Linked DNA regions of Homo sapiens: regions 2 and 3 are each linked to region 1. Evidence: chromatin contacts called from ENCODE Hi-C or POLR2A ChIA-PET data. All regions are on one chromosome and are shown on one strand. Each heading gives the region's core, a stretch centred on a gene start or an enhancer-like site at or near the end of the contact. The rest is flanking DNA. Distances are from core to core; before and after follow the strand shown. Region 1 holds the start of PRR11 (proline rich 11). Region 2 holds the start of COIL (coilin). Region 3 holds the start of AKAP1 (A-kinase anchoring protein 1).

What was found. Hi-C counts contacts between places; a loop is a spot of excess contacts on that map. ChIA-PET counts read pairs that join two places held with the same protein, here RNA polymerase II (POLR2A). Pooled maps may share reads with other maps.
Region 2: a loop to region 1 is called in a pooled map, with 10 times the contacts of the local background. The contact joins the promoter of COIL here to the promoter of PRR11 in region 1. A Hi-C loop is called at or near these places in 6 of 50 pooled maps. POLR2A ChIA-PET finds 5 or more read pairs at or near these places in 2 of 52 experiments (OCI-LY7 and naive thymus-derived CD4-positive, alpha-beta T cell).
Region 3: a loop to region 1 is called in a map of naive thymus-derived CD4-positive, alpha-beta T cell, with 30 times the contacts of the local background. The contact joins the promoter of AKAP1 here to the promoter of PRR11 in region 1. A Hi-C loop is called at or near these places in 1 of 168 maps with a recorded cell type or tissue (naive thymus-derived CD4-positive, alpha-beta T cell), 1 of 37 single-sample maps with no recorded cell type and 7 of 50 pooled maps.

What each region holds. Positions count from the first base shown.
Region 1 is chr17:59,154,248-59,157,196 of GRCh38, reverse strand. PRR11 (proline rich 11) reads right to left here and starts at 1,451. Exons shown (of 10, transcript NM_018304.4): 1 at 1,392-1,451. It overlaps SKA2 (spindle and kinetochore associated complex subunit 2), which reads left to right and starts at 2,011. Exons shown (of 4, transcript NM_182620.4): 1 at 2,011-2,066. The coding sequence starts at 2,034. RefSeq lists enhancers at 1,274-1,323, 1,984-2,223.
Region 2 is chr17:56,959,471-56,962,419 of GRCh38, reverse strand. COIL (coilin) reads left to right here and starts at 1,370. Exons shown (of 7, transcript NM_004645.3): 1 at 1,370-1,645. The coding sequence starts at 1,401. LOC105371836 (a long non-coding RNA gene) reads right to left here and starts at 1,272. Exons shown (of 4, transcript XR_934875.4): 1 at 1,008-1,272. RefSeq lists enhancers at 1,289-1,338, 1,349-1,488, 1,238-1,532 and a silencer at 1,659-1,768.
Region 3 is chr17:57,083,996-57,086,944 of GRCh38, reverse strand. AKAP1 (A-kinase anchoring protein 1) reads right to left here and starts at 1,699. Exons shown (of 11, transcript NM_003488.4): 1 at 1,547-1,699. AKAP1-DT (AKAP1 divergent transcript) reads left to right here and starts at 1,907. Exons shown (of 3, transcript NR_186437.1): 1 at 1,907-2,105. RefSeq lists silencers at 653-742, 1,023-1,322, 1,363-1,942 and enhancers at 621-1,123, 2,163-2,242.

The sequences.
Region 1 (2,949 bases), core at 202-2,701:
AAGAATGAAAAGAAGCATTCCTGCTAAGTGTTAGCTAGCAAGTGTTATTTTAGTTAAGGAATATATTCTAATATTGTCAAATTCTCTTGGTTAGGGAGGTTTTTACTTCTTCATATCATACCACATCTTCATATGGCTAAAAGATGGGTCTAAAGCTATTTTCCAATAGGAAGATGCAATAAATAATACAGTAAGAATTACAGTCTTTTGCAGGAGTTGGCGCTGCTGCTTCTGTGAAAACTCCACCCAATGATATGAAAAGTTCTTTGCGGCCGAGCGTGGTGGCTCACGCCTGTAATCCCAGCACTTTGGGAGGCTGAGGCTGGTGGATCACGAGGTCAGGAAATCGAGACCATCCTGGCCAAGAGGGTGAAACCCCGTCTCTACTAAAAATACAAAAATTAGCCGGGCGTGCTGGCGTGCGCCTGTACTCCCAGCTACTCAGGAGGCTGAGGTTGTAGTGGGCCGAGATTGTGCCACTGTACTCCAGCCTAGGCGACAGAGCGAGACTCCGTCACAAAAAAAGAAAAAAAAAAAAAAGAAAGAAAGAGAAGAAAAGTTCTTTGTTCTGGGGTACTTTCAAAGCTGTAGCAGCAACGGAAATGACTGTTGCATTTCATTGCCATCTTCCTAAAACACATTTTTATGGAAGTCTCTTGCGCTCCTCCACAAATAGCCTTCAATTACTTAATTTCCATTAGCAGTCCAATTGATTCTTCTTGAACACCCATAGCACTATTTCTGGGTACTTGCTTTTTTTAAATTTTATGTTTTATGCTTTTTTTTTTTTAAGCATTGCTGTTTTTGTTCTGTCTTGTTTTTCCAAAGAGACTGCAGCTCCCTAAAGTCTCATCCCGCACAGTATTAGGCACTCAGTAAACAGGACACGCATTTAAAATTGACACTCTAACAGCATGCCAGACAATATCGAGTAACATAGTAATATTCCCAGTCAAGAAATGTACCAACTTAAACTTTAATGTGCATAGAAATCACTCAGGGAAATCTTGTTAAAATGTATATTCTGATTTAGTAAATTTGGGTGGAGTCCGATAATTTGCATTTGTAACAAGCAAACAAGAGATGCGGATGCCGCTGATCTGTGGACTTGCATTGAGCAGCAAATATGTAAAGAAATGTTCAAAAGGAAGGCAGATGCTTTGCTCCAAAACGTATCTTGCGAAGTGTTAATTAAATAGAAGTATGGTTAAGATGAAGCCAGGCCGAGCACTTCTTCCCCAGCCCCAAACCTCCCCTTCCTCCTTTCCATTTCCCCTTCGTGTCCAGCCAAAGTCCCCACCTCCCTAAACCATAAAAACACAAGCAGCAACAGGCCCAGCTACTCAAGACGCGAGCTCAGATAACAAAGAAATAATCGTTCCTGCACTTACTAGTCTAAGAGCCGGGGGAGTCGATGGAGTCCGGGCTGTGGCCTCTCCCACGCCATAAAGAAAAATTCAAAATTAAATCCTTGTCAGGGAGAGGCCAATCGTAGACACGGTCTCTGCACGATTCGCTCTTCGGATGGTGTAGGAGCACAGCCCGGCTTGTGATTGGCTGAGATAGCACAGAGCTCCAGCCAATCAGAGCTGAGGCGCTTCTGGTATGAATAAGGAGAAGGCGGGAGAGAAGGGGAAGGAAAGCCGGAGGGGAAAGAAGGTGTGTTACGTCCCCTCTGCTGTCGGTGGAAGCTCTGGTGTGATTGGTTGGCTCTTCTTCCAATTGCACCAATCTCAAGCTCTTCTCTGCAGAGCCCTAACTACAAAATTGAAAGTAGAGAGGAGGGGGCAGCCAATGGAAAAAAAAATTTGCACAGCAGCCAATCCTCCTGCGGCGTTTTGTGCCTTTGCCCAACAGGAAAATGTGTCTCATGCAGAGGGGCGTTACCCAGTCTCCAATGGGCGGGAGCCGGTGGAACGGAGGAGCCAATGAGTGCGAGATGTTGAGTGACAGCTGTCCAATGGAGGCCCTCCGTGCTAGTACGGCTTGCGGCTTAAGCGCCGCCGCGGTCTGCGGAATGTCAACTATTCAACATGGAGGCGGAGGTCGATAAGCTGGAACTGATGGTGAGTGCAAAGTGAAGGAGATCTACTGGGTAGTTTATTTTTCCCCCATGGCCTCGGAGGTGGGGCACAATTTGGAGTCGCCGGAAACTCCGGGCGGCGGAGGCTGGACCAGAGTCGAGTTCCCTCCTCCTGCACCAAAGGGAGCCGCCACCGTCTGGTGTCTAAACCGCCTCGGGTAAGGGGTTACATCCGGGAAACTCGTCAGGGAAATGGCGGGAGATGCTGAGGGTGCGGGGCCTTTGGAATTCCTTGTTCCTTGCCCTCACCTTTACACCCCTTACGAAACTGCGCCGGGTGCAGACCGCATTCTGTGTTTGTACCAAAAAAGATGTGAATGGAACGGTCCCTAAGCGTCCCAAGAAGGGAGAGGTGGTTCACACTCCAAGAAAGGGGAACGGAGGGTGGGGTGGGGAATAAACTGACGGGGGCGAGGAGAAATCCCTGTAGGGCCAACCCGCTCACGTTCTAAAAGGCGGGCCGAGAAAGTCTGAGAAAGGATGCTAGACTTGTATGCACAACTTCCTAACGGCCAAGGAACCCGTTTCTGTTTGATCCGGAGGTGGCAAACCGTGGGTGAGGGAAGAGGTGTGAGCGAAGGGGATCGTAACCACGAGCTCCGCTCCCGGAGCGCGGGCGGGATTGAGACAGGAAAGGCATCCTGCTCTGGAGTTGTGCACTTTCATTCATCTGTGAAAGTAGAAAACGGGGGCGAAGAATTGGAAAGCACTCCCGTTGTTGCTGGCGTGTTTGGCCTGCTCGGGGGGCGCCCAGCTGGGGGGCTGTCCTAGTTTTCTTTAAGGATCCGTCCCTCACTTGTTCTCTTTATTCCCTCCCTCCCATCCTTAGATTACCAGCTTGATCGCCCGCGCTTTTTTCCTCTTAG
Region 2 (2,949 bases), core at 121-2,620, 2.2 Mb after region 1:
CTCTAATAAACTTGATTTTAGTCGGAGGTGGTGGCTCATGCCTGTAATCCCACCACTTTGGGAGGCCAAGGCAGGCAGATTGCTGGAATTCAGGAATTCGAGACCAGCCTGGCCACCATGGAAAAACCCTATCTCTACAAAAAATACAAAAATTAGCTGGGCTTGGTGGCTCACACCTGTGGTTCCAGCTACTAGGAAGGCTGAGGTGGGAAGTCACTTGAACCCGGGAGGCAGAGTGCACCACGGCACTCCAGCCTAGGTGACAGAGCAAGACTCTAAAAAAAGAAAATCCAAAAACCCTTACTTTCAGTTAAAAAATTTTGTTTTCAATTCATCTACTGACTCCCTGGTATCTACAACTTAACTAGTCTAGTGAACTTGGGGAAGTTACTCCTTTTTTTTTTTTTAAGACAGAATCTTGCTCTATTGCCCAGGCTGGAGTGCAGTGGCACGATCCTGACTCACTGCAACCTCCACCTCTTGGGTTCAAGCGATTCTACTGCTTCAGTCTCCCGAGTAGCTGGAATTATAGGCACATGCCACCACACCCGGCTAATCTTTATATTTTTAGTAGAGTTGGGGTTTCACCATTTTGGCCAGGGTGGTCTCAGACTCCTGGTCTCAAGTGATCCGCCCACCTTGGCCTCTCAAAGTGCTGGGATTACAGGCGTCAGCCACTGCTCCTGGCCTCTAGTTACTTCTTAAACTCTCTGAACCTTGTTTTTTTTAAATCCTCTAAATAAGGATAACAGTTCATAATTCCTAACTTTTGTTATGAAAATTAAAGGAGTTAATATATATTATGTGGAGAAATGTAAATTCTAGTTCAAAAAATAGAAGAAATAATGTAAATACTGATTTATTTATCTGGTGAGAAATGCAAGGACATTTTTGTTTGGTGGTGGGTATTAAAAGGCTAAGGTATTTATATTCCACTGGATACATTTGGAAGAATGATTAACAGTGTTATTTCAAAATTTCAACATTGAGAACACACTAGGACTTACATCTTTTTCAACTCATCATGATGAAAAATTTTGTCAGCGAAATGTGTTAGGATTGTTTTATAAAAATCTTTCACGTCGATGAGCAAATATCTTAGAAGACTACTGCTGAGGAGAAATGTTATTTATCCAGAGAGTTGCCTTAATTAGGAGACCCTACATAGCGCCCAGTAGAAATGTAATAAAGGCATTTCACTTATTCCCTTCCTCAGCCCTGCCGTGAACAAAATTGAATGAAATCAACCACGCTCCGAGTTCTCGCCTAGACGCAGCCTGTAGTAGCCAGGTTTCACCACTAGGTGGCACACGCCAAAGGCTCCGGCGGGGGCGAGCCGCCCGAGCACGCCTCTCGGTGGCCCCGTGGTATCTCTCGGCTTCCGTTGAGCACCAAGCAAGATGGCAGCTTCCGAGACGGTTAGGCTACGGCTTCAATTTGATTACCCGCCGCCAGCTACCCCGCACTGTACGGCCTTCTGGCTTCTGGTCGACTTGAACAGATGCCGAGTCGTCACAGATCTCATTAGTCTCATCCGCCAGCGCTTCGGCTTCAGTTCTGGGGCCTTCCTAGGCCTCTACCTGGAGGGGGGGCTCTTGCCCCCCGCCGAGAGCGCGCGCCTTGTGAGAGACAACGACTGCCTCAGGTGCGCGGCGCAGGGAGCGGGACGGCCGGGTGGGCGGCGGGCGGGGGACGCGCCTGCGCACGCCCGGGCCTGAAGCCGCTAGACCTGGTAGTGGAGGGGATGGGGGATGGGGAAGGGGACGAGGGTTGGAGGGGGGTGGGGCTGTAAAAATGCACGTTCGCGAACCCCGGAGATCCTGATTGGTGTAGTCAACTTTGGGGCTCAGGAATCTGCATTTTATTATTATTTTTTATTATTATTTTTTTTTTTTTGAGACGGAGTCCTGCTTTGTCACCCAGGCTGGAGTACAGTGGCGCGATCTCGGTTCACTGCAACCTCCACCTCCCGGGTTCAAGCAATTTTCCTGCCTCAGCCTCCCGAGTAGCTGGGACTACAGGCGTCCGCCACCACGCCCGGCTAATTTTTGTATTTTTAGTAGAGATGGGGTTTCACCATATTGGTCAAGGTGGTCTCGAACTCCTGACCTCAGTTGATCCGCTTGCATCGGCCTCTCAAAGTGCTGGGATTGCAGGCGTGCACCACCGCATCCTGCCCCTATTATTTTTATTTTTGAGACTGAGTCTCATTCTGTCACCCAGGCTGGAGTGCAGTGGCGCGATCTCAGCTCACTGCAGCCTCCACCTCCCGGGTTCAATCGATCCTCCCACCTCAGCCTCCCGAGTAGCTGGGCTTACAGGCGGGCGCCACCATGCCCGGCTAATTTTTTGTTTGTTTGTTTGTATTTTTAGTAGAGACGGGGTTTCACCGTGTTGGCCAGGCTGGTCTTGAACTCCTGACGTTAAGTGATCCTCCCGGCTTCCCAAAGTGCTGGGATTACAGGCGTGAGCCTCCGCGCCTGGCTGGAATCTGCAGTGTAACGAGCATCCTTCCCGGGATGCTTCTGATGACAGGAGAATCAAACTTGGAAAATCCCTGATGCCTAAGGGCAGGGCCAGGCTTTCTTTCAGCCTTGATTTAGCACATCCGCGCTTAGCTAGGCACTGTGCGACTCTGTTGCGTGCCCATGGTGCAGATGTGCCGGAGACCCGGCCTTACCCATGGCGGCCTTCAGGGTCAGGTGCAGGAAGCTGACAAAGGGGAATCGTTGTGTTTTCTTCATAACCTGCTGTTGTCCAGCCTTAGTTCTCATGTGCCCAGTGTCCCCTGAGACTTCTGGTGGCGTATCATTTTGTGTCTCACCCAGACATTTTGGGATTCTCTCAAATAAGTGTCTTGAGTCCTTTTGGGCTGTAAATTGGGAAACACAAAATAATCTTAAATATGCTTTTGGAAGTTAAAAAAATGATAATGAGATGAGTATCCAG
Region 3 (2,949 bases), core at 450-2,949, 2.1 Mb after region 1:
AATGCCAAGATCAGAGGAATTATATAAATGATCAAGTCAGGCAGCCTTCTTCATTTCAAAGATGTTCTGTACCTTTAAGAGCAAAGTGGATGGGTGGTGCTAAGAGTCCAAGCTTTGCTTTCTAAATAAAGAGTTAAAAAAAAAAAAGGTACTAATTTGGGAAGGACTTAGCAGTTACAAGAGCTTGTAAGGCTACTAGTTGCCAGAATTAATAGCTTTTTGTGAACGGTGTTCCTTGATCAGTAACTAACAGATACTGTTGCACCAGGTCCAGCAGCCTAGATTTCACTGGAGACAAATCTAAACACGAAGTAACGCGCACTACAGTAGGGGAAAGATACCCAGGTTAACCTCACTAATTGCCCTGCGCATACACCCTACCCAGCTTGAGAGGCCTCGACTCGCACCTGGAGCGAAGTCCACCGGGTTTGTGTTAACGGCGGCAGGAAGGCGCCGCCACCCAGGACATCCCCCAGGAGAGGAAGATCCCGAAACGCCCAGGGCTCCCATGCCGTTCCGAGTCGCCACAGCACCGCCTACCACGATCAGCACCTTTCTTCTCCTATCCCTCCCTGGAAGGGAAACAGGAAGACCTTCAGCTAGGGCACAAAAGAGTTGAACGCCAGAAAGCCCGCGTTCGAGGCATCCAGCCACTGCCTCTCCTAGCACATCGTAACCCCAAAACTGGCGCGGTCCCTCCAGATCGCAGACCCCGGGCCCTGGGCCGCAGGCGGGGCCGGACACGTGACCGTCGGGGCCCCCGGGCGTGAGGTCGGCAGACACCCCAGGCTGGACGGCCTCCACCCCTCCGGACACGCCTGCAGGGGCTACGAATGCAAATTCCCCCCGAGACGCCCCTGAGCCTCCGACCTCCAGACCCCAATTCGGTTCGAACGGTCCCTCAGCCCGAAACACGGTTGGATCACAACCGGCCGATGTCCCGGCCCATCTTCCCAGTTCCCCTGGCTCGCCGCACGGAACTCCCAGGGGCTGCGCCGGCGGGCGAGCCGAGGGTGAGAAGTTGGGCGAGGCTCCAGAAGTGAAGGGGCAGCTCCGGCTCAGACTGTGTACACACGACCTTTGAAAAGTAAACGCCCGCGGGGCTGGGCGACCTTGGGTGGGACGCGCTCGGGTCAGCCTCGCAGGCGGGTGTGCACGCTCCGGTTAAGTTGAGGTGCAGAGAGGCGACCCGGGCGTCGCGCCCTCGCCCCCCGCCCCCGAGGACAGTGACGCGCGTGGGGAGGACGGCGCGGCCGCAGAGCGCCGCCCAGAGCCGCGCACACGCGATCTGTCAGGAGCCCGCGGGCAGACAACCGGCGGGGAAGGACGAGAGGGGGCGCAGACGAGGGAGGGAAAGATGGGCCTGCCTGACAGCGCGCGGCGGCCGAGAGCCCCCAGGACACCTCTGCGTCCGGAGCGTCCCGCCCCCGGGGTACCTGGAGGGCGCGTCGCACCCTGCACCTGCACCTCAGGCTCCCCATCGCCCCGACCCCGCCGCCTTCGGGTCTCCGGCAGGGGGTCCCCGGCGCAGCTGCCCCCGACCTACCAGCTCCTCGGCTACCATCGGGGTGCGGGATGCGGAGTCCGCGCGCCGCCGCCGGCCCCCGGCTGTGCCCCGCGGCCCGGCCCGCAGCGCCGCGCTTCCGCAGCTCCCCCACGTGCTAGCCCAGGCGGGTGGAACACAGAGACATTAAATACTGAAGACGCGCGGCGACGTGCCCGCAGCGCGACGCAGGCCCCGCCCCTCGCCCTTGTGCCCGCGCGCTCCCGAGCCCGCCCCGCTCACCTGCGCGTGCGCGCCGCCGGCCGCTCCCGGCAGTGCCTCCGCCGCGCCTCTCCCAGCTGCGCCAGAGGGGGCGCGGTCTACAGCGCTGGGCTAACATCCCGCCGCCGCCCGGAGCCGGGTCTTGCTCGCGCTCTCGCGAGAGAGCCGTCATCTCTCCGGTGCCCGGGAGAGGGGCCGGGCGGGACGGTACAGCAACCGGAGGAACCTTGATTCCCTGCCCCGCAAGCCCAGCACCGGTTTTGCCGCCTTGTCTCGAAGGGTCAACCAGGCCATCTCCTGCCTCGGGACGGAGAGCGCCCTGGAAAAGGCGGAGGGGCCGGTGAGGAGCAGGGCTTCCCTCGCTTCGGGGCTTTGAGCTTCCCTGTGACCGTCATTTCCTTGTAGCGTATAATTGGGTTGGCCATTAATAATTGCTCGATAACTGCATAATGGTGAAACCTGGTACCACTCAAATGCAACTTTCTTGCTCGTTTTCACAAGTCGATGTTATCGAAATGAAGCACTTTTCTCTGAATTGGTGTGGGTTTTGGAATGATTTTTGCAGAGATAGTCACGGTGAGTCACTATCTCTGCCAGGACCTTGGGAAAATAAATTCCTCCAAAATAAATGGAGAGGGTAGGGTTTTGGCTGTCCAGCCCTGCTGTCATCCTTAAAACAAAGTGACTTTAAATGAACATTTGTTTGGCCAAAATATAGAAAATAGATCATGCTAAGAACTAACAATTACTTGGGAAAATGCTTAATCTTCACTAGTGATCAAATGCAAGTTTAAATGACAGATGCCATTTACTATACCTAATGAGATTTAAGTCAAATTCATATATATATGAATCCCAATTGCATGGTGTGGTAGATGTCAGGAAGGAAACAAATAGGAAACTGACATAGGAAAGAAAGAAAAAGAGCCCTATTTTTTATTTTTTTTTTTTTGTGAGACGGAGTCTTGCTCTGTCGCCCAGGCTGGAGTGCAGTGGCACGATCTCGGCTCACTGCAAGCTCCGCCTCCCAGGTTCACGCCATTCTCCTGCCTCAGCCTCCCGAGTAGCTGGGACTACAGGCGCCTGCCACCACGCCCGGCTAATTTTTTGTATTTTTAGTAGAGATGGGGTTTCACCGTGTTAGCTAGGATGGTTTCGATCTCCTGACGTCGTGATCCGCCCGC